Linked DNA regions of Homo sapiens: region 1 is linked to region 2. The links are chromatin contacts, found by Hi-C or POLR2A ChIA-PET in ENCODE. All regions are on one chromosome and are shown on one strand. The core of a region is the stretch at or near the end of the contact, and the rest is flanking DNA. Distances in the headings are between cores, read along the strand shown. Region 1 overlaps PRKCH (protein kinase C eta). Region 2 holds the start of SLC38A6 (solute carrier family 38 member 6).

Region 1 (6,504 bases), core at 3,396-5,895, 420 kb before region 2:
TGGGAATGCCACTGAGTAGGATGGGATGCTGAACAGTGCAAGAGAGACGCCTGTATGGTATTCCACGAAGGGAAAGTATTTTCAGTTTTGACTTCAGTAAAGAAGTGATCCTTCTCACTAAAACATGTTTCAAAGTCTCCCCCAAGGCCACTGCACACTGCCCAGTAAACACATGGGACAAATGCTCAGATTCAGGATTGCAAACTGAGGCCAGAGAAGGAGGCATAGAGGTGTGAATTCAGAGGAAATTCAGACAACAGGGGATGTGGGACACTGGAGAACCCTGCCCTGTCTGAAGAGCTCAAGTTGGAAAACCTCAAAAGCATTATTCCATGCTGCATACAAAGCAAAACTGGTCTGCAGGCTGATTTCAGCCCATGGGCAGTCTGTAATCCCTGGCTAGAGAAAGACAGAGGCACAGACAGACAGACACAGCCAGCATGCAGTCAATATTCTGCATATCAGACAAAAGGTTCTATAAAGGCTGTACCTAAGTGTGACCTTCAAGCATTCAGAGAGGCAAAGACCAAGAATGTAGGAATTAAAAGTCTCAAATGAGGACGTCCAACACCCGAGAAAGAGGCATGGAAAAAGTGACAGCTCCCAGACACATTTGAGCAGGGCCCTGAAGCTGTTCCTTTCACACTCTGGCTGAGTGTCCCCACCAGGTCCTCACTGAGGAGGGGCTGGAAGGGGACAGCAGAGTCCTACTGAATTGCCATTCCTTAGTATGTTTAAGGAAATCAATACAGTTCCCTCCTAGAGTTAAGCTTCAGTCTTTGTCGATGAATTCTTTCTGAAGTCCTAGGTTAGAACCCCTCCAAGCATTGTTATGTTCTCCTGTGCCTGGGTGGATCCCAAGGAACCATTAGATAAGATGGTGGTATTAGACATGCAGTCCCGCCTTCAGAATGGTAGGGTATTTAGACTTAATAATAAATGCATTATTCATTTTACAGAGACACCTGAACTCATCATCTGAGTATTAATTATTAAAATCCCTATAATCCTAAGATTTAGATAAACTAAATGGTCAGAGCATGAGAATAGTCTCTGATGAACAGAATGACCACTTTTAAATCAGTCCCTACTCTAACACCCCTCCTTGCTTAAAACTACCCTATTCCTGCCCACCATGTAAATGGCTGTTGTTCTCCCTTTCTGAGTAGCAGATACATCCCATAATACAAACTGTGCCACAAAAATCAGCCCCGGATCAAAAAGTGAGATCTTGTAGTGGATGCGGGAAGTCATGAAATTGACTAATACACTACTCCAATCACAGCAAACCCCTGACAGAGTAAATCTCGGATGTCGAGTTCATCACCAACAAAGAGGAGACCAACACTGGTGGAGCCATGCCTGTCTACTGGAAAAACTGATGAAATCTTCAAACCTTTTTGCAAAAATAACTCTGCTCGGCACAATGCTGAGAAAGTCAGCGTGAAGTGGAAGCTGTTATCATGCTTTCAAATCAGTCAGAGAAATACCTACTGAGTTATGTGATCCATTCTTGGTTCTAAGAATTAGCACACAGGTGCCACTGGAACCCAAACACTGATAAATATAAGATGAATGAAATTTCCTTTCACAATTGTTGTTGTCATTTTAAGAACAGTATTAATCAAACCTTTTTAAAGATATATACTACGAAAAAACTGTGGCTCCCATTTTAACTGGAACCACTTTCAATTGTCTTTTCCTGGTCTCAGTTACCCCACAAAAAAGGAAATGCCTGTAACTTGTCTCCAGTCTAACAGTTGATGGGCAGCAAAGCCAACATTCCCATCCTGATTTTATCACTTTCAAGCCTGGCTTGAGTCTCCACATTAGCACTGAGTGTTTGCAGACATTAACAAGGCCTGTAGCTGCTGAGTCTCATGTGCCCCCCTAACAACGCAAAAACTGTAACCTGACCCTTGTCGCAGCATTTTAAAAGGTTCTTAAAAGAATACATTTGGGGTTTTTGTCAACTCTTAAACGACTACACCAAAGCAATACACTCCCCTGTACATTTTTTTTTTCCTGTATGTGTTTTTCAACTAGCAAACCTCCCAGCCACCAAAACTTTAATCAAATTAGGTATAATTTAGGACACAACAGGGATATCCAAATTGGCCAACCACTGGAAGCAGCCAAGGTGCTTACCTGAATTCTGTTTCCTTGGCCTCTTCCCCAGAGATTCTCATTCAGACTGGGTCCTGAGAATCTGTATTTTTCAAAATTCTCAAATAATTCCATTGCTTTAAAACAGATCCTCTTGGCATTTCATATTTTTTGAAGGTCCTATTCTCAGTACTTGGTAAATCCCAAATCTTAGGACTCACATAACGGAAGCATCCACATTTACATGAAACAAGAAGTATCATCAAAATTCAGTAAGAATTAACTTTCCAAAAGCTATATACTAAGTCCCTATAAGGTACCAAGACTGAGCTCCAACCTACTTACCTCTCCAGTTATTTAGTAGAGATCTATCACTAACACTTATTAAAACTCCTCAACAAATGATAGTTCACCACAAGTTCAAGAATAGAAGATTTGGCCAGGCATGGTGGCGCTCACCTATAATCCCAGCACTCTGGGAGGCCAAGGGGTGCCGATCACCTGAGATCAGGAGTTCGAGACCAGCCTGGCCAACATGGTGAAGCCCCATCTCTACTAAAAATACAAAAATTAGCTGGGCGTGGTGCTGCGCGCCTGTAATCCCAGCTACTCAGGAGGCTGAGGCAGCAGAATCGCTTGAACCCGGGAGGTGGAGGTTGCAGTGAGCTGAGATTGCGCCACTGCACTCCAGCCTGGGCGACAAGAGTGAGACTCCGTCTCAAAAAAAAAAAAAAGAGCAGAAGATTCCAGCTGCGCCTAAATTTTCTGACTTTATTTTTGATGAGTGAGGTGCTCAAATAAGAGTAATTTCTTAATAATCCATAACTAGAACTGAATTACAGCTAATTATATTTAGGAGTGCATGGACTTGTTATAGATTTCCAGACAGTCAATTTGAACTTTTAATGCTTATTAAGCTGGGGATTGGCTCCTAATTTGGCTTAGAACAAAAAGAAACCATGAGGGAATTCACAGAACTGGAGAAAGTTGTTATCATGAATTTGGAATGGTTTCCGCATTAGCAAAATACATCAAGTCATAAATAGATGTGATGCTGTGCTCTTCAAGCCCCTAACCAAAGGGGAAAAGACGTGCTCAGTGAGCCAAATGGTAAGCCAGCAGCAAGCATAAGTGAACATCACTTAAGTGACAAGGGTATTCTTGAAGAGGAAAGTGACATTAGCAGGGCACCAAAGTTGTGCCAACAACCATGTGGGCACCTCCCCTGACCTCAAGGCCCAGCTACACTCCTCTCCCTGCTGCAACCCTTACAGTATTTGCACTTCCTGTTCCCCATCCCAATAGACAGACTCAAGGTCCACTCCCTCCCTTTCTTCAGACCTCTGGCTCAAATGATACCTCATCAGAGGGGCCTTCCCTGACCATCTGATTTGAACAAAACAGCATACACATAGGACCCATCTCTGTCCTCTTACTCTGTTTTATTTTCTCCATAGCATGTACCACCTGTGGAGGTACATATTATGTTAACCTTTCTAATTGTTTATGTCTCCACATACACACCAAATTTTGAGTTCTGTGAGAACAAACCAGTGTCATTACTAAGTACATGCATACACACATGCATGAATATATACATCCATTACATAGTTTTCTACATAAATACTCTGTGGGTGGGTGGGTGGGTGGATGGATGGATGGATGGATCCACTAAACCTAAGTGGGGATAACATAAAAGTATTGCTTGACCCAGGACATTTTGTAAACAAATGAAAATTCCTAGAGGAGGCAACTGATTTTCTCCAAAATCCTATGAGAACTAAGTTTCCACTTACAAAATATAAGGTGGTCTCTTACATATACAAAGAATGTATCTGCAACCTCAGGCCACTGTTGTCCATGCCCACACTCCCCATCAACTTCATGCAGTGGGTTATCCACTGCTGACTTGAGACCAGAACACAACTCTCAGCCATCAGGATGAAAGAATGATGCTGAAGACGAGTTTCACGGTAGAAGGGAAGAAGCAGGTCTTCCTACCTACTACCTGTCCACTGACACAGGGTGTTATTAGGGAAAGCTTAGGAAAAGGGTTACCAACACAAGTGGCCTGGAAAACAAACTCTACTGTCTTGTTCATTTGAAACAAAGAGAGCAGAGAGATAAGGGGTTGCTGGAAATAAAATGGAAGTATAATGAAAACAGACACTGGAGCAATTAACTTTTCTATCAAAAAATTAAATCATTCTTGTTTTACCCAAACCTCAGTTCCATAGAGAGAATACCACATCACTATAATTTCAAGGAAAAAACAATAAAGCTTGAAAAAAATTAACAAACGAGTCAGCCTCTGTTTTTCAAGAACCTTGATTAGAAAAGGAGAATGCTAGTCAGTAAGCGAGTGCCATAGAAATGTGTCTCCTGAGGCTCTGTCCATGGATCTTGAGCTGTTTTTGAGGTTCAGCTTTTAGTGCTCACAGCACTGATCACTTGTTCAGAAGTATCGTGACTGCCTTGTTCTGCTCAAATCAAGCAAAGGTTTAGCATGAAGCTATCTGTAACAGGCAGCTCTAAAGTTAGAAACCACCACAGGCTTCTGAGTTGTTTTGGTGTCACTTCCTGACCTTATTTTTATGAGAACAGGCTTATAACAAAAACTGGCTGAAAAAGTACACTGCACAGCAGAAATAATCAGAAACAAAAAGAAAGTTTCAAAAAAATGACAATTCTGTCACCTGTATCACCTAACTGTACATATTTTTTTCTGATTATAACATACACAAATATGTGTCAGTTCCTTCTCCCTGTGGTCATTAAAATTTAAAGCACTGGGCTTTTGAAAGAATGTAAGAAAAAAATAACCTAGAAATTGTAAAATTTTTTGGTCCAAGTACCCCTTTGAATGGATTCTACTGATATTTGTCAAATTAGAAATTTAAATGGAGACATTTAAAAATATTTATCATTTATTAAAAACAATAACAATTCCATTACATGTTAGTATACACATTTTAATAAAATATAACTACATTTTCAAACATCCCCCCAAAGATAGAGAGAGTGGCATTATTTTACAATTTGCAAATCTCTTTAATGTCTGACTTAAAAGAAGACAGCTAGTGGGGAGGCGGGAGGGATAGCATTGGGAGATATACCTAATGCTAGAGGATGAGTTAGTGGGTGCAGCGCACCAGCATGGCACATGTATATATATGTAACTAACCTGCACATTGTGCACATGTACCCTAAAACTTAAAGTCTAATAATAATAAATAAAAATAAAATAAATAAATTAATTAATTAATTAAAAAAAAAGACAGCTAGATTCTTTCTTTTTTCTTTTTTTCTTTTTTTTTGAGACAGAGTTTCGCTCTGTCACCAGGCTGGAGTGCAGTGGCACAATATTGGCTCACTGCAACCTCTGACTCCCTGGTTCAAGTGATTCTCCTGCCTCAGCCTCCCGAGTAGCTGGGATTACAGGCACGCACCACCACACCCAGCTAATTTTTTTTTGTATTTTTAGTAGAGACGGGGTTTCACCATGTTGGCCAGGATGGTCTTGATCTCCTGACCTCGTGATCTGCCCGCCTCGGCCTCCCAAAGTGCTGGGATTACAGGCGTGAGCCACTGCGCCCAGCCTGACAGCTAGATTCTCATATCTGCTTCTGTATTCAAGCCACTGTAATGTTGTTCTAGTTGAAGTACATGAATACAGTCCAGCCTCACACAGAGTAATTTAAAAATATAATTTTAATAGATTTTTCAGATAATTGCAGATATTCTTCTTTAATACCACACAAAAGTAAACAAGGCGTAGTTTCTCAAAAGTTGGTTGCAATATAAAACTGTATCAATGAACTTTTCATACTTTAAATTAATATACATGAGTCTACCTTACGCTTTCAAGAGATCCTTGACCCATAAATGATTTTATAACATCTCGTACTGGCCATTGTGAAAATACGTGTTCACTGAATCATTGGAAGTCATCTTCTAAATGTTGACATATCTCATAACACAATTTTTAAAAATTACAATCGTTAATAACAACAAACTCATGAGAAAAGAATAAGTACTGGGAAGTTGTCAAGCTCACAATGGTGGATATAAACTTTCCAAAATTCGAATTATGTTTTGAAGGCTCTAATTTTATCACTGGCACCAAATACTTACAGTTGTTTTCCCTGAAGTAACAGGCGCAGTTCATTCGTTTTTTAGACAATGTCTGAAAAATCTGCCAGTTCCACAGTATGGTTTGTCTGTCATTCTTTCAAAGTAAAAATGGTGTTCCATGCAAAAAGTGGCTAGCTCAGCTAACAACTCAATCACACAAGTGCTTTTCCTTGAGACACAACAGTATTTCAGTATGAAGCAGGAATGCTTTTAGCATATTTCCCATTTTGTCACACAGAATGTTACAAAGGTATATAGTCAAGG
Region 2 (5,740 bases), core at 2,997-5,496:
ACATAGAATATTTGTTAATGACAAAAGGAAAATCTTAGAAAAGCACTTCTATAATTCATATACTTTTATTTACTGGATCCTAAAAGAACTTATTCAATACATGACTGAATTGCATAATAAAATTCCAAATGGGAAAAAGTATATACACAAATATATTGAATTAACTGCACATACTTATTTCTCTTAGGAAAAAACTACCCTATTCTAGACTTGCAATTAAAAATACAAAATGTGTCTAAATAAATTAAAGCTTTGTGACCTTACTTCCTACAATCCTAATTCTGCCATCCCTACCTCTGACTAGCAGGCAGATGGGGGCAGGGAAGGCAACAGTAGCTCTGAGAAGGTGTTCTCTCCTTGAGAAAATGATTTCTCCATAAGCATAAGGTTTGGATCCTTTGAACACCTTTTAGACCCTCCCATGATCTACTCTACTCCAGAAAATTAGGTTGTGTTGTGGAGGAAAGCAGGTAAAAATGCTAATTACCTCCTCCCATCCTGTGCTTGGATATTCCCCCACAGTATTGGGTCTGTATATCCTGGTTTTTCAAATTCTCCATTCCGATCACCCTATCTAATAAAAATGTATGCTCACTGGATATTAGATTTGAGACATCCAGTTCTATATGTAGATACAAACTCAAGAGACTCCTTTATTAAATGAAGCAGCATAACATTTTTACTCACCTGTCTGAATACACATACTAAGCAGAAGATGGACTGAGTAAGAAGCCAGGAGAGCAACTGTCAGCAGCAAGAAGCTAAAACATAAAAGAACACCTGGTCAAAACCTCCCAAAAGTTTGTCTTTTGTATGGTGTCTCATTACAAAAACAAATTGCTTAACAGTCAAATATTCACAGGAACTATCTCTGAGTAGCAGAATTATGTTCATTAAGGAAATTAAGAAGATACTTTTCTACTTTTTTGTATTTACCAATTTTATTTAAATGAAAATATACTGATTTTAAAATAAAAAAAAATAAAAACCAAACTTTTTTAAAAATACAAGCAAACTTCCTCATTTTGCAGTCTTGTCTGCTGACTGCTGAATCAGCCATTAAATAATCTTGTAATATTTCCTTTTTATGACTGGTTTTCTTCTTATTTTAAGTCTAAACAGAAGTTTTACTTATGCAATCTCATTGTCTTCTCTTTTTCCCTTCCTCCCTCTACTTCCAGTGATATTGACCTCCTTATCATACCTTCATCTTATTAAGGTGTACTTAAGATTTATTTAGGCTGTATTTTCTAGCATCTATTAAACGCACACACTCTCCAAACCAAACTAAATTAAAATAATGTAGTTAACACACCTCTAATGATGCAATTTGAAAAATGTGCAAACAATGTAATGATTGAGGTCCTCTCACCAACAGTGTGAAAGAAAAAACTTAGATAATTTCCTATTCATTTTTAGGAAGACACCAGCAGGACAAGCTTCTATACAGCTATCCCCAGTGAACTGCCCCAGTCATTGAAGAAATTTTCTCTCTGTGGTCCAGTTAATACTTGTTAATAAATAAAATTGAGAGGTAAAAGTACAAATGTCATTAAACTGACATCAGGAACTTCACAAAATAACACTTTAGCATCACCAAAAATGATGGTTGCTATGACTGGGTGAGCACACATTCAGCAGTATATATCTGCATGTAAGACCCTGGTGCATAAATTATGATTTTTCAAAGAGAATCAAAAAAAAAGTCCTCTGACTATGTCTTGCTTAAGGTGTCACATATAGTTTTTAATTTTAAAAATAATGAAAGTTTGTGAGTACATTCCATAATAAAAGCAAGTTGGGTTACTTAAAAGTTGCTTTGCTTATCAAAAAATTTGGAATAAAAGCAGGAAATAAACATAAAAGAGACTCCCTAGGCATTTTAAATTTCCTAGTAAATAGATCTGCTTCTACTGACAAAGCCAATTTGTTAATTCATTCTATTAGCCATGTGGTGCTAGATGCTAAGAATAAGGTCCAGTTATAAAGGATTTTTCTATTTTTTAAATTTTTTAGACAGGATCTCACTCTGTCACCCAGGCTAGAGTGCAGTAGCCCAATCATGGCTCACTGCAGCCTCAACCTCTCAGGCTCAAGCAGTCCTCCCAAGTAGCTAGGACTACAGGCGCACTCCACCATACCAGGCTAATTTTTGTATTTTGGGCAGAGATGGGGTTTCACCATCTTGCCCAGGTTGGTCTCAAACTCGTGGGTTCCAGTGATCCGCCTGCCTTGACCTCCAGTTGTAAAGGATTTCAGTTTAGTGGGAACATTAATTTCCAAACATATCATTGTAACAATTATAATAACAGAATGAATATACAAAGTACTATGAAAGCACAGAATATCCAGGATTGTCTTCTATTTTGGGCAAACTGGCCTACAAGCTAAGTCCTGAAACATAAAAAAGAACAGGCACAAAACACATGTCTGGCCTCTGAAAGTGAAATAAGACTACTTAACAATACAAAGAGACAGCGAGGAATGAAAAGATTATGTGTTGTATTTGCACTCACAAAATTGCTATTTGGAAGTTAATCTGCATGGCTTTGATTCACTTTGGCCAAGGAGATACAATGAATATGCCACTCTTAAGTGTCATATTTCATTATAAATGAAATGTGGATCAAGTTCCCATTTTTAAAAACTAGTCACACTTCTGTGTATTTAAGAAGCTATGTAGTAGCCCTCCAAGGTACACACTAGCAACAAGAATAACAAGAAAAATGCTAAAACCCCAGAAATAACTAACTAGAAATTGTATAATAGCAGCTTCTGGAATCTATCTCTCTACTTCTCCGTATATTATCAAAATGGAAAAAAAAATTTGATGCTAAAATATGAAGACTCACCTAAATCCAAAGACACCGGTATTAGCCAAAACATAAGCTAAGCCAAGGATGCCACTTCCCATGATGGCATTCATCAAATTAAACACTGATAAACCAAATGAAACACCTGGGGATCGCTGTCTGTGAAGTTCCTGTAAGCACACAAATTTAGTAGTGTTAAATGTTTGGACGGTGAAGTTAAAATTTCGTAAAGAAATTCCATAAATGAAAGATTATGGAAAAAAGCTGCAAACCACCAGGGTTTGTATGACACACTCGTTGCTTAACCAACACTAATTTCCTTTCCTTTCCTTCCCACCTCCCACTACTGCAGCTCCAGGAATCTAGGGTTTCTTAGGAAAATGATTTCCACCAGTACACAAGACAGGCAGAGTTCAGGAAGGGCCATGACTAACCTTGTGACTGCAAGAGATGAAGATAGGATGGGAATGGAGTGGGGAGAGAGAGGAGGGATAAGGCCTCAGCTCATGTGATTACTAAAGAATTGCTGAGTCAACCTGGGACTGCTGTGGGCAGTTGTTTCTCCTCAATTACTAGGACTGCACAACTAATCTCTACTTATATATCTAATGAATTAGTTCTACCAAACTGGAAGGATGGTCAGGAATATCTTGCAATGACAATATTATAAACAGAAGCAATTCACGTTGTTCTGGCAGTATCCCTGAAAACATCCCCCTCCCCACAAACAGCACCGGGAACAAAGTCCTGGGAACAGTGTCTAGGACTCGAGTTAAAAAGCGGAGTGCCCACTGCACAGGCTTTAGGGTCAGGAACGTGCTATGCACTTACTACCAAGCCACTTCCATTCTACCGCTAAGAATTTCTGTATTAAAATGTTTATTATTTTCCCTCCCCCCATGACTAAGTCGGAAGAGGAAAATCCTGTGACTCTTGCAAAGACCTCACGAGACTGGTGGAGAAAATAAGGTGACAAAAATACTAACTAACAGCAGTGAGTACATAATCCTAGGGCCGCTCATCCCATCATGTTCGCAGCTTCCACTCAACGCTGCATCTCTTCCACCCGACGCTTTTCATCTTTTCTTTCTAGAGTATGCTAGGCTGCTATCACGTTCATAACTGCGCCAATCTCATCTGAATCTCGGCGGCTGCCTTCAGACCCCATCCCCCAGGGTTCAGGCTCCAGCATCTCCCCTGTCCCGGTGCGGTCCTCCTTTTCTGGGTCTTATTTGGCAGGCACTTGAGGGAAGCCGGAGGGCGTCAGCGCGGGGAAGCGAACACAGCCCACTTACGTTGCTTAGCAACGGACTCAACTCTTCGGCCTCCGCTTCTTCAGGCTGCTGGACAGAGACATACCAGCCCCGCTCAGCGTTGAAGCTCCCCCAGGACGCCTCCATGCTGCTCTCCAGCTGACTACCAGTTCCATCTACGAGCCTCTACCCCTGCCCTGCGCTCCAGTCGTCGGTCGCGCCAGAGGCGGAGCTTTGAGCCCGGCCCTTCCGGCATTCCGTACTTCACCAGGGCCTGGAAGGAGAGGAGCGAGTCGACTTGATCTGATGACGCGCGCCCTCTTCGCGGCGAACAGTGATGATGTCATAGAAGACCCGCCCATCCACCCGCGACCCACATCCGATCGGTACCGGAGCGGGAGGTGAGGGGTCGGCTCGCGGATCCAGCTGCAGAGCGACGTGGGGAATTGGAATGGTGCTTTGGTGAGGTGGCGGCCGCGTTAGGGGCTAATGGTCCAGGGGAGGTACCAGCCCGCCCAGGGCTGCTCTCTGCCATGTGCTGCCTGGGCACAGAAACATCGCGAGGTCACCCACCCGCCTAGGTGCTGAGCTTAGTTTCGAGGTTCTGGATAGTAAGGAATGTTTCAAAAGCCTTTCGCCACATTTTACTGGTGGGAAAACCGAGACTTATAGTAATTTATCCAGGGTCACCCAGCTGGTCAGCTGCTAGAACCAATTTGATCTCTGACGGTGAAGTTAGACTTCGTTGCTTTACAGGATTCTGGGACAGGGCCCTTTCCCCTTACAAGTAAATTCTTTGGTATTTTAGAAGACAGTGAATAACTGATACTATGCATATAACAATCAGCAAAGCTCTCGTCCTCAAAATACAGAAGCCTCTAGTTAAAGGCAGGACATGTGGCAGTAAAGCATCGAAAACAAACAACAGAGCAATATATTAAGAACACAAGCACCGAAGTCAGTCAAAACTAGGTTTTAATCCATGTTTAGCCACTTATCAGCTGGGAGACTTTGGGTGGGTTACCTTACGTCTGAGCTTTAGTTTACTTATTTACAAAATGAGGGTGCAATACTGCACACCTCCCAAGATTCATAATGTACATAAAGCATTTAGCGCAGTATCTGACACAATAAGCACCCATGAGACTATCCTAATAAATATCACCACTAGTAATGGTCATGTATAATGACTATTTCATTTACAGATGACCATTTAACTCATACTTCAGTCTTCCAATCCCAAATGTATTATCTAGAAAATTGTGGGTGAAGAGGATCATTGAGTATGGCTAATGGATCACTAAGCCCTCTGAACTGGGAGCAGATGGGTTGAAGGTGTAAATTTAATATATACCACTATTATCTACCACTAATACGACTTCCTGAAGAAGTCATCCTAGTCTGGAAAAGATAGTATACTTCCCACACATCACTAAACGTTTTATTTGTCAGCATTTAGCCCGTTATTTGAGATAGTAGAATTTAGATTTTTATTCTCAAAAGCTGTCGTGTGTGAATTTTTTTTTTTTTTTTTTAAGGATCTTATGGAGGCCATTTGGATTCTCAGGAAGATTTCTGAAACTGGAAAGCCATAGCATAACTGAATCAAAATCGTTGATTCCAGTAGCTTGGACATCCCTGACACAGATGCTTTTGGAAGCACCTGGTATTTTC

The links. Hi-C counts contacts between places; a loop is a spot of excess contacts on that map. ChIA-PET counts read pairs that join two places held with the same protein, here RNA polymerase II (POLR2A).
Region 1: a map of CD8-positive, alpha-beta T cell shows a loop between it and region 2 (7-fold over the local background). The contact joins the enhancer-like site here to the promoter of SLC38A6 in region 2. A Hi-C loop is called at or near these places in 1 of 168 maps with a recorded cell type or tissue (CD8-positive, alpha-beta T cell). POLR2A ChIA-PET finds 5 or more read pairs at or near these places in 1 of 52 experiments (PC-3).

The regions. Positions count from the first base shown.
Region 1 is chr14:61,401,717-61,408,220 of GRCh38, reverse strand. The region is part of intron 2 of PRKCH (protein kinase C eta); the gene reads right to left. Among named protein-coding and RNA genes, the nearest start is that of PRKCH-AS1, 82 kb to the right of the region's middle. Within about 2 kb of position 4,645, at least 4 of the 41 ENCODE cell types and tissues checked have a DNase peak (open chromatin) inside an H3K27ac peak, as active enhancers do; they include CD8-positive, alpha-beta T cell, where a contact is called at or near this core.
Region 2 is chr14:60,979,751-60,985,490 of GRCh38, reverse strand. SLC38A6 (solute carrier family 38 member 6) reads right to left here and starts at 4,246. Exons shown (of 16, transcript NM_153811.3): 1 at 4,109-4,246; 2 at 2,853-2,983; 3 at 688-761. The coding sequence starts at 4,213. TRMT5 (tRNA methyltransferase 5) reads left to right here and starts at 4,412. Exons shown (of 5, transcript NM_020810.3): 1 at 4,412-4,528; 2 at 5,605-5,740. The coding sequence starts at 4,518. RefSeq lists an enhancer at 4,143-4,522.